2 separate regions of the Mus musculus genome follow, and region 2 is linked to region 1. Evidence: chromatin loops called from intact Hi-C (ENCODE). Cell type or tissue: heart. All regions are shown on one strand.

Region 1 (5,000 bases):
CCAAGAAGGAAAACGAAAAGGCACACTAGAATGAAACCGACAAAAAGACACCTATTCCTGCAACACTTCAAGAACAGCTAATAGCTCTGGTTCAAATGGCCAAAGTGCCAGTGGTAGAGAGTAATCAGAAGACAAAGCTATTAGGCTTCAGGTTCCTGGGACAGGGACTGAGTCAGAGTCTGGAGTCAGTAGGCTTTAAACACTCATGTATGAAGCATGTGGTGATCTAAGTCCCAGAAATGAGAGCAGAGGTGACTAAACAGCTCAAATCACAGCATAAAAGTCCTAGACTGACAGAAGAAATGAAACGCCTGAGATGGCCAAGTGCTTTTAGACCTCAGTTCCTGCACTGTTTTTGTTTCTCCTGTCCGTTTCTCTAGCCTTCACACTGGTTACCTCCTTCTTTTCGATCCTAGAGGTCAAACTACTAGGTATGCAACTGCTTGTCTGGAGATGACTCAGGCTTCCTCACAGATAACCCAAATCAAAGTCAGAGGGGTCGGAAACATCAGCAACAGGGGAGACTTCTCAACTTCAGCTAGCTCAAACCTAAAGCAGCAAGAGCGAAGTCTCCAGCTCCTGGCTTGCTAAGAGCCTCTCCTAGCTGACTAGGTCTAGCAGGAGTCAAGCTTTCAAGATGTCCCAGTATCTAGCGGGATGACAACACAGTTGGTCAGCTCCTTCTATCTATCCAGCAGAGCAAGATGAGAAAACAACTGTCCTTACACTCATCCCTCATCTCCTCAGATAAAACTCCTAAAACGTAAAGTAACCTACCAGCTGCCTGCTCAGCAAGCAAAGGCAGTTACTACGCACAGAAGTAATTTTTCCCAGCTGCTGGGGAAGCTGTCCCTCCAACTTTTGCTGAAGGGTATAGCTAACAAGTCTAGCATGGGTAAACTCTAATGAAATGTCTTTGGAGCTAAGCATCGTGGAGTATAGATATTTAATCCAAGCACTGCGGAGGCAGAAGCAGGTAAATTGATATTTGAGTTCCAAGACAGCCTAGTCTACAACAGCCACAGCTACACAGGGAAAACCTGTCTCAAAAACAAAACAAACAAACAAACAAAAAAACCCAGCACCATTACCTTTGAGACTAGTCTTCTGGGAATAAAGACAAGAAAACAAGAGGAGTCCCAGCTTACATGGCAAGCTTTCATCCAAACTCACTTATATCAGATCTAGTATAGATTCTTTGCAACTCTGTATCTTAGATTTCTTTTAACTTTCCTTTACTGTAGGGCCAGCATTGCCTCCATAGTTTTTTCTTTTATCTTCTTTTTGGCACTGTGAGTCAAAATAAGGCCTTGTGCGTACTAGGCCACTGCTCTACCACTGACCATTCCACCCCCAAGCCTTCTTCCACAGCTTATTGGCAGCAAGTTCTCCAAAGACCTTTCAAACTGAACTTAGGCAGAATACACAAAAGCAGCAAGTCTTGCCTACTCTGCTTGAACTGAACACTGTGGGCAGGGCAACACACAGCCATAATGAGAGGAGGGAACCTAGCCTAGCTTCCAGCAGCCATGCCCCAAGAAGACCTGTCCTCTATCTGCCTGGCCAGGATTACCCAAAAGATGCTGACATCTTCCAAAAGCTGTTTGAAAAAAACAGACCAGGTGGGGAAGTGTTATATATCAAAAAGCATTTTTCTATTTGTCAAGTCTGTCACATTCCATGTGACAGAGGGAAAAAGTTGCCAGGGACTGCATGACTACAGGCATTTATAGCTGGTTATTCAGTAACTCTCAATAGGCAACCTGGTAGCTGGCAGGGTTGGAGGCAGATCATACAGAAGACATAATCACCGCTTAGGGGAGGAGGATTAACTCTAGGATTTCCTACAAGAGAAATCAGTTAGCTACAACATGACAACGGCTCTCTTTCTGCTACTAGGAATTGAACTCAGGGCAATGTACATGCTAGGCAAGCATGATCCCAGCCAGTTTTCTTTTTCCCCCTCAACTATTATTTTTGAGACAGGATCTCACTAAGCTGCCCAGACTGGCTTTGAACTCATTCTGTAGCCCAGGCTGTAAATTTGCAATCTGTCTACTCAACCTTTAAAGTAGCTAAGATTACAGATCTACATCACCAACTATGTCTTGTCTTGACACCCAATTTCAATGAGGCTATTACCCTCTACTGTAGAGAATAGGCAACCCTGAGTTACCAAGTTACAAACCTGTTCTCCCATGAAATGCTCTTGAGTTCTTCTAGGATACATTGTACACGTGGGGAAAGATTATTCCACACTTTAATAGCCTGAAGCAAATGCCTGTGTTTCTCCAGCACCTGACAGCAAAAAGAGTCCAATCAGAAGTCTGACTCTGCCAAGGACCCTACCCCAAACCCCTCAAGGATCCCTTCTCATAGGACCTCAGCACTGTCCTTAAGGGAACAGGACAAAGCATGCATGGTGAGCCCACAACTCCTTTATAAGCCCAACAAGTAAAAAGAACTAGATTGTCTCCTTCTCCCGCTCTCCCCACTCCAAATCCTCTGTGGCTCCCAAACATCAGAAGTTCTGATGCTCAGGTGCCAATTGGAAACATTTGGTTTGAGATGAGCAGAGATCTTTGGGCCAAAGGGTTAAGGAGAAAATAGGAGAAATGAGTTGCAGGAGCAAGGAGAATTGTTGAGACCCAGGTTCCCATCCTAGTTCTGCCATAAACTATGTATATAACCCTGAATCTGTCCCTTTCGTCATCCAAGGTTTCAATCTGTCAGTGCAAAAGGGAGAAAAGAACCTAAATAGTTTCCAAGGCTTTCTACAAAACGTACATCTTAAGTCTCATCTGATTAGGGACTCTTACACCCCACCTGCTGGTCATCTTGAGAATCACAGGGCTATACAGCTATACCCCATTCCCAGTTCTCTACATCCGAGCAAATGAAGTCCATGAACTTCATTATCTGCTTGCTCTCTTCCATCAGTTCACAGGATCATCTGACTAGACTCTGCTGGTCTCCTTCCTAGGTCCCACCCTCTCCAAGAAGTACCTTTATGCTTTGCCACTTTTCTTCCAAATTCTCTGAGAACTTCCCTCATGTTTTGCCACTTTCAAACTCTTTCTCAAGACGTCTCTTTCAGGCAGCTGGCAAGAGGGAAGAAATGGCTAGGACAGGTGACAGCATATCGCACCAAGGATACTAACCTTAAACTGTTCCTCTTCATAGGATACCAGCAATTCTCGCGCTTTCTCTGAAACCAGAATGAAAAACAATGAAGGAAGCCTAGCCTCTCATTCTCTCTGGGCATCTGAGCTTCCTGTACCTTGAGCTATAAGCTGACAACTAGAATTGCTTCAACAATTGAACAACAATCAGATTCCTTCCCTATTTACTTCATATAACTCAAAAAAGATGGTGAGGCAAATACAATATCCATTCACCATGGAAACTCTCCCCGTAAGATAGTTTGTGACAGTGATTTTTTTTTTAAAGATTTATTTATTATTATATGTAAGTACACTGTAGCTGTCTTCAGACACACCAGAAGAGGGCATCAGATCTCATTACAGATGGTTGTGAGCCACCATGTGGTTGCTGGGATTTGAACTCTGGACCTTCGGAAGAGCAGTCGGGTGCTCTTACCCACTGAGCCATCTCACCAGCCCCTTTTTTTTCTTTTTTTTAATGCTGGAACTCCACCACAGCATACAGAAAATAAATTATCAAGGACAAAAGGCAGTACTGACCTCAAGCTTCCGTGCTCGCGGCACATGCGCCCCTCTTTGCCCCACAAATACCTACCATACAACTCCTTGTGTCTTGAAGATGGTTCTGGATGAGAAGCCACCTCCTCATTGCCTTTAGTATTTGCATCATCCTCGACAGCCAACTCTTCATCTTTGTCATCATCCTGAGGCTCTGGTATCTCTTCAAGTACATCATCGGCAATAATTTCACGTTCCTCTTCTTCAGGATCTTCTGCATCTAGCTGGTCCTCATCCAACTCCCAGGTTTCTTTCAGGCTGCCTTCCAGTTGACGGCTCCAGTATGTCTTCTGGAGCCAGTTGAGGACAAAGTAGCAACCTAGAAGAGGCAGGGGTGGATTCAAGAGATATGCCATAGGACCAATTATGGACAAGTAATTAACAGGTCCCCAGTTCTCTTAGCCTCTATTCTCATACTGTATGCATAAAGGAAAAGTCTAAGGAAGAGACGTGGCTCTAAGGCTCAAATCTCATATATTTGCATATATCCTCTCTTGTATTCTCCTGCTCACTGGTATCTTTCCTGGGGGTTGAGGGAGTGCGGATATAATCCTGGCTTGAGACATGGGTGTCAAATAAAGCAAGGGGTGGTAAATGGGAGAACTGAAACCTAGGTATACCAGCCACTTACACAGCCTTAACCAAGTCTTTCCCTTTTCTAGATCTCAGTTTCCTGATTACAAGGGAAGAGCCTAAATCAGGGATTTTTAATCGAGATGAAATGAGCATAAAAAGAATGCCTGAGTTCATGACACTCTGGTTCATACCTCTCAACTCACCCCTTCAGACTACTATACTACCTACAGAGGCAGACTGAAGAGGAAAGCAATACCCTATAATTAAAACAGCAAAGAGGACCATAACAGAGGCTACAGAGACAGCTCAGCAGCAAAGAGCATTTGCTGGACCTGCAGAGAACTCAGGGTTAGATCCCAATGCCCAGAGCAGGTGGCTCACATCTGCGGGTAACCCTAGCTTCAGGTGACCCAGCAACCTCTCCGGGCCTTCAGCATCCATATACAAATAGCAAACACACACTCACGTACATCAATAAAAATAACTCTGAGGTTTAAAAACGAACCAGAATAGTACACTGCCAAGCCATATTAAACAAGGTAATACTAATCCTGATTTCATTTTTTCATACTTTCCACATGGACTTTTTTCACTATGAAAAGGCTACACATTATGATCAGTAAGCTTGTGAAAGCCAAGCCTTATACTGTAACCAAAAACAGTCTATACTATATTTCACCTGGTGCTGACACCAAGTATAAT
Region 2 (5,000 bases), 260 kb before region 1:
ATGCGCCGTTCCTCCAACTCTAGAGAAAGAGTTTTCTAGTATTCAGGTTAAAGCAGTCTAAAAATAAAACTCAATCCCTCCCAGGTAAATGAGCTCCCCATCTCTGGAGTCATTAAAGCAGAAACAATGTAAACATCTGTTAGTTTTTGTGGTAAAGCTTCAGACATCAAATGACCAGATTAACTAGATCAGTGCTCTTCACTCATATGAAATAATATTTGTATAATAGAATGGAAGTAAATAACAATGTTATTACACAGCAAAATGGCCAGTTTTTATGGTTCTACCCAACCACGCTTAGGTCACTGAGTATAATTCATCTTTGGCACAACAGTGAGCCTTGTTCTCCTATTTAGAATGCACAACATGAAGTGGCTTAAGATATTTTTCATACTTAGGTTTCAGAAAGCAATGGTTTTGGCAATATTCTTGACAGAGCAGAAATGTCAGCATAATCTAAGATTGGTAAAATACGAACACTCAACTCAATTCTATACATATTGCATTAGAAACTCTGAAAGAATGTGGAAATCTTTGTCCCACCAAATAAAATTGAGCCTAAACATTCACATTTGTATTTTATGGTTAGAATGTAGGGAAAATAATTCTGTCTCTCTATAGTTTGGCTCCATAATCTATAAAAGTAACTGCTAACAGTGTGAGGAGCGGGTGTGGCAGCAGTCCCAAGATGGCGCCCGGGACTGCAACTAAGTCTTATGACTTGCACCTGACTTCCTCATACACCTGAAAATAAGCCATGTCCATCCTGAGAGCTGCGCAGGTGCACCATGATGCTGGCGGTTTAAACAAGTCCATATTTGGAGACATGCCCCTGCCGCCCTAATTGGCTGAAGCTGTGTGCCTGGTGAGGTGACGTGGCCTGCCGTGAGTGGATGGGGGCTGAGAGTATATAAGAGTGAGAGGCCCGGGGTTCAAGGGAGGAAAGATGAAGTGAGAGAGATGAAGACTGAAGCTTGCTGAATAAACTGCTGTTAGAAGAACTGGTGGTCGTGTTATTCTTGCTAGTCGAGAGCAGATAGGACATAACAGCACTCCAGGGTGTAATGAGATATTGACAGTCTTTGTGGTATATAACACATAGTAGGCAATCAATTACTGTCATTTCTATTATCAATAAAAGTGAACTGAACTTATAATAAAGAAATCACAGCTTTCAAGTTGGATAAAATTATAGAGTAAATACTATAACTTCATAAAGATTCTCAATGTAAACTGTTTATGATCTTAGTCTGTTTTTATACTTGATAAAATAATAAATAAATGATGACTTAAACAGCTTCTAATTGTGAATAATGGTTGTATATTGCCAACTCGTGATTATGTGCTTGGATATCTACTTTGTGGATAATTGTCAGAAAATTAAATCCTCCATATAGTTTCTCTCTGTAACGTGTGTCTGTTCTGCCTCCCCTGCTATCAATTAATACTTTAGTGGGAATGAAACTTCATTTTCATATTGTCCAAAAAGAAAAAATGCCAAGAATCCATACATTCTAGAAAACACAAGAAATAAGACTCAGATAATCTAGAGGTTTATCTGTTGGAGACCATACCGTGAGAAAGTAAGATTTCACAGTTTCCCACCCTAATAAGCCAAATGGCCTTGTGTTAGGAGCTGGTCCCCTCCTCCTCCCTATCCCTTCCTGGCACCTAAGACCCTACAAATTTGAATTATAGTCCCCTCTTCCTTATCTCTTCCTGACTCCCAAGACTTCCAAGGACCTGAGTTATGTGCTGAGCCCAGCTTGATACCCTGGGCTGTTAAGGAGGAATCTACATTCCTGAGATAAGACTCAGGGTGCCTCTCCCCTGCAGTTAGAATTCAGCCTTCAGGTCCCCAGATGTCTACTACTTTGTTCTTTGTTAATTCTCCCTCAGCCCCTCCCTATTTCCCCTCACTGTGTGCTTATAACCTGGCTTTTCAGCCTAATAAACTCAGACCTTGACAGGAATCCTCCTTGGTCTCTCTTTTTTTCCCACCTGTTTCTCTTGCAGGTTTGCAGTTCCCCTCATACCCACGAACAACTGGGTCCTGCTGGTCAGGACATTTATCCCTTTTCATTAAGACAGGGCTTAGAAAAATGAACCTGTGTTTAAAGGCATTTAAGAAAAAGGTGAATTATATGCACCATTACAAAGAAGCACGATTTACAGTGGGATTTAATATATGTATACTGAAGATTACAAAACAGGTCAGGTCAGTTTGACTCATTTTAACAAGTTCTATATACTATATACTAAATTCAAGACATTTGGAAATGTTGGAATGCAATAATTAATAAAGTGGTGGTTTAATATACAGTTTGTTTTCACTTGGTAAGAATGAGCACACCAAAATAAAGGCATTTGCAGAACTAGAGACATCTAAAACAGAAGTACCATCTGTGGTCATGGAAGCTGGAGGAAGAACCTGTCTACTATACACATTGCAAATATAAACTGTGGCCAGTAGAGGCCCCTGGTACACAACGAAAAACAACTACAGTGAAAACAATTGACAGATAGGAGATACTTGTCTAAAGTAGACTGCAATGCAAGAGTCCATAAATTCAGTTGATCCCACCCTCACAAACACAATGGGCCATCTTCATTATTTTTATAATTTTTAAGTGTATGAGTGTTTTGCCTGCATGCATGTTTGTTCACCATGGGATACTAGAGTAACAATGGCTGTAAGATGCATATGGGGTCTGGGAATTGAACCTGAGTCCTTTGGGAAGCACGGCATGTGCTCTTAACTCTCAGATCATCTCTCCAGGCCCCATCTTCAATTCTGAAGAAACTGTTCCAATACATTATCTGTTTAAAGTTCTTGTAATTCCTCACTCCTTTACATGTTTAGCATGATTTTTATTTCATTGTATTCTTTTTCTCTTTTGACAGTCACTGACTTTAATAATCTAAAAGTCTTTATAAGAACAACGATTGCCCCACCCCCAAAATGGAGCCAAAAGGCATCCAACAGATCTTGAAATGAGGCAGAAAGGGGCCAAGAATCCATTCATGAAAGCTGATGACTATTGCCATGGAGCTGCTGGGGGCTACGGAAGGTCAGGGCAGGCAAGGACAAAGATTCAAAAAAAAAGTTGAAATGCTGAGGGGAGAAAACTCGCGAAATGCCCGGGAATACATGGGTTGTGAGTGTGAACTGTTTGTTTCATGGAGTACAGGCAGGAGCCCCATCAGCTGTGGACTCTGGAGACTCCATGCTGTGTCTGATGGGCTGAAAAGGGCTCCTCGGAGAACACTACAAGAAGGCATGACACCATTCTTTTTTTTGTAATATAATTTTTTTATTACATATTTTCCTGAATTACATTTCCAATGCTATCCCAAAAGTCCCCCATACCCTCCCCCCCCCACTTCCCTATCCATCCATTCCCTTTTTTTTTTTTTTTTGTTTTGGCCCTGGCGTTCCCCTGTACTGGGGCATATAAAGTTTGCATGTCCAATGGGCCTCTCTTTCCAGTGATGGCCTATTAGGCCATCTTTTGATACATATGCAGCTAGAGTCAAGAGCTCCGGGGTACTGGTTAGTTCATAATGTTGTTCCACCTATAGGGTTGCAGATCCCTTTAGCTCCTTGGGAACTTTCTCTAGCTCCTCCATTGGGAGCCCTATGATCCATCCACTAGCTGACTGTGAGCATCCACTTCTGTGTTTGCTAGGCCCCTGCATAGTCTCACAAGAGACAGCTACATCTGGGTCCTTTCAGCAAAATCTTGCTAGTGTATGCAATGGTGTCAGCGTTTGGAAGCTGATTATGGGGTGGATCCTTGGATATGGCAGTCTCTACATGGTCCATACTTTCGTCACAGCTCCAAACTTTCTCTCTGTAACTCCTTCCATGGGTGTTTTGTTCCCAATTCTAAGGAGGGGCATAGTGTTCACACTTCAGTCTTCATTCTTCTTGAGTTTCATGTGTTTAGCAAATTGTATCATATATCTTGGGTATCCTAAGTTTTGGGCTAATATCCACTTATCAGTGAGTACATATTGTGTGAGTTCCTTTGTAAATGTGTTACCTCACTCAGGATGATGCCCTCCAGGTCCATCCATTTGGCTAGGAATTTCATAAATTCATTCTTTTTAATAGCTGAGTAGTACTCCATTGTGTAAATGTACCACATTTTCTGTATCCATTCCTCTGTTGAGGGGCATCTGGGTTCTTTCCAGCTTCTGGCTATTATAAATAAGGCTGCTATGAACATAGTGGAGCATGTGTCCTTCTGACCAGTTGGGGCATCTTCTGGATATATGCCCAGGAGAGGTATTGCTGGATCCTCCGGTAGTACTATGTCCAATTTTTCTGAGGAACCGCCAGAATGATTTCCAGAGTGGTTGTACAAACCTGCAATCCCACCAACAATGGAGGAGTGTTCCTCTTTCTCCACATCCACGCCAGCATCTGCTGTCACCTGAATTTTTGATCTTAGCCATTCTGACTGGTGTGAGGTGGAATCTCAGGGTTGTTTTGATTTGCATTTCCCTGATGATTAAGGATGTTGAACATTTTTTCAGGTGCTTCTCTGCCATTCGGTATTCCTCAGGTGAGAATTCTTTGTTCAGTTCTGAGCCCCATTTTTTAATGGGGTTATTTGATTTTCTGAAGTCCACCTTCTTGAGTTCTTTATATATGATGAATATTAGTCCCCTATCTGATTTAGGATAGGTAAAGATCCTTTCCCAATCTGTTGGTGGTCTTTTTGTCTTATTGACAGTATCTTTTGCCTTGCAGAAGCTTTGGAGTTTCATGAGGTCCCATTTGTCAATCCTCGATCTTACAGCACAAGTCATTGCTGTTCTATTCAGGAATTTTTCCCCTGTGCCCATAACTTCAAGGCTTTTCCCCACTTTCTCCTCTATAAGTTTCAGTGTCTCTGGTTTTATGTGAAGTTCCTTGATCCACTTAGATTTGACCTTAGTACAAGGAGATAGGAATGAATCAATTCGCATTCTTCTACATGATAACAACCAGT

Evidence for each region. Peaks named below come from ENCODE experiments on the same cell type or tissue, not always from the same donor. Only the 100,000 strongest peaks of a DNase experiment are listed, where the experiment ranks them.
Region 2: a loop joins it to region 1, with 3 times the contacts of the local background. A loop is called at or near these places in 7 of 42 quality-filtered maps.

Annotation. Positions count from the first base shown.
Region 1 is chrX:95,948,149-95,953,148 of GRCm38, forward strand. It overlaps Las1l (LAS1-like (S. cerevisiae)), which reads right to left. Exons shown (of 13, transcript NM_152822.3): 5 at 3,760-4,041; 6 at 3,162-3,208; 7 at 2,189-2,298. Among named protein-coding and RNA genes, the nearest start is that of Las1l, 6.3 kb to the right of the region's middle. In heart, a CTCF peak has its summit at 2,836; no DNase peak of the experiment used is centred here.
Region 2 is chrX:95,684,842-95,689,841 of GRCm38, forward strand. It overlaps the pseudogene Gm29889. Among named protein-coding and RNA genes, the nearest start is that of Zc3h12b, 24 kb to the right of the region's middle. In heart, a CTCF peak has its summit at 2,480 (motif pointing right); no DNase peak of the experiment used is centred here.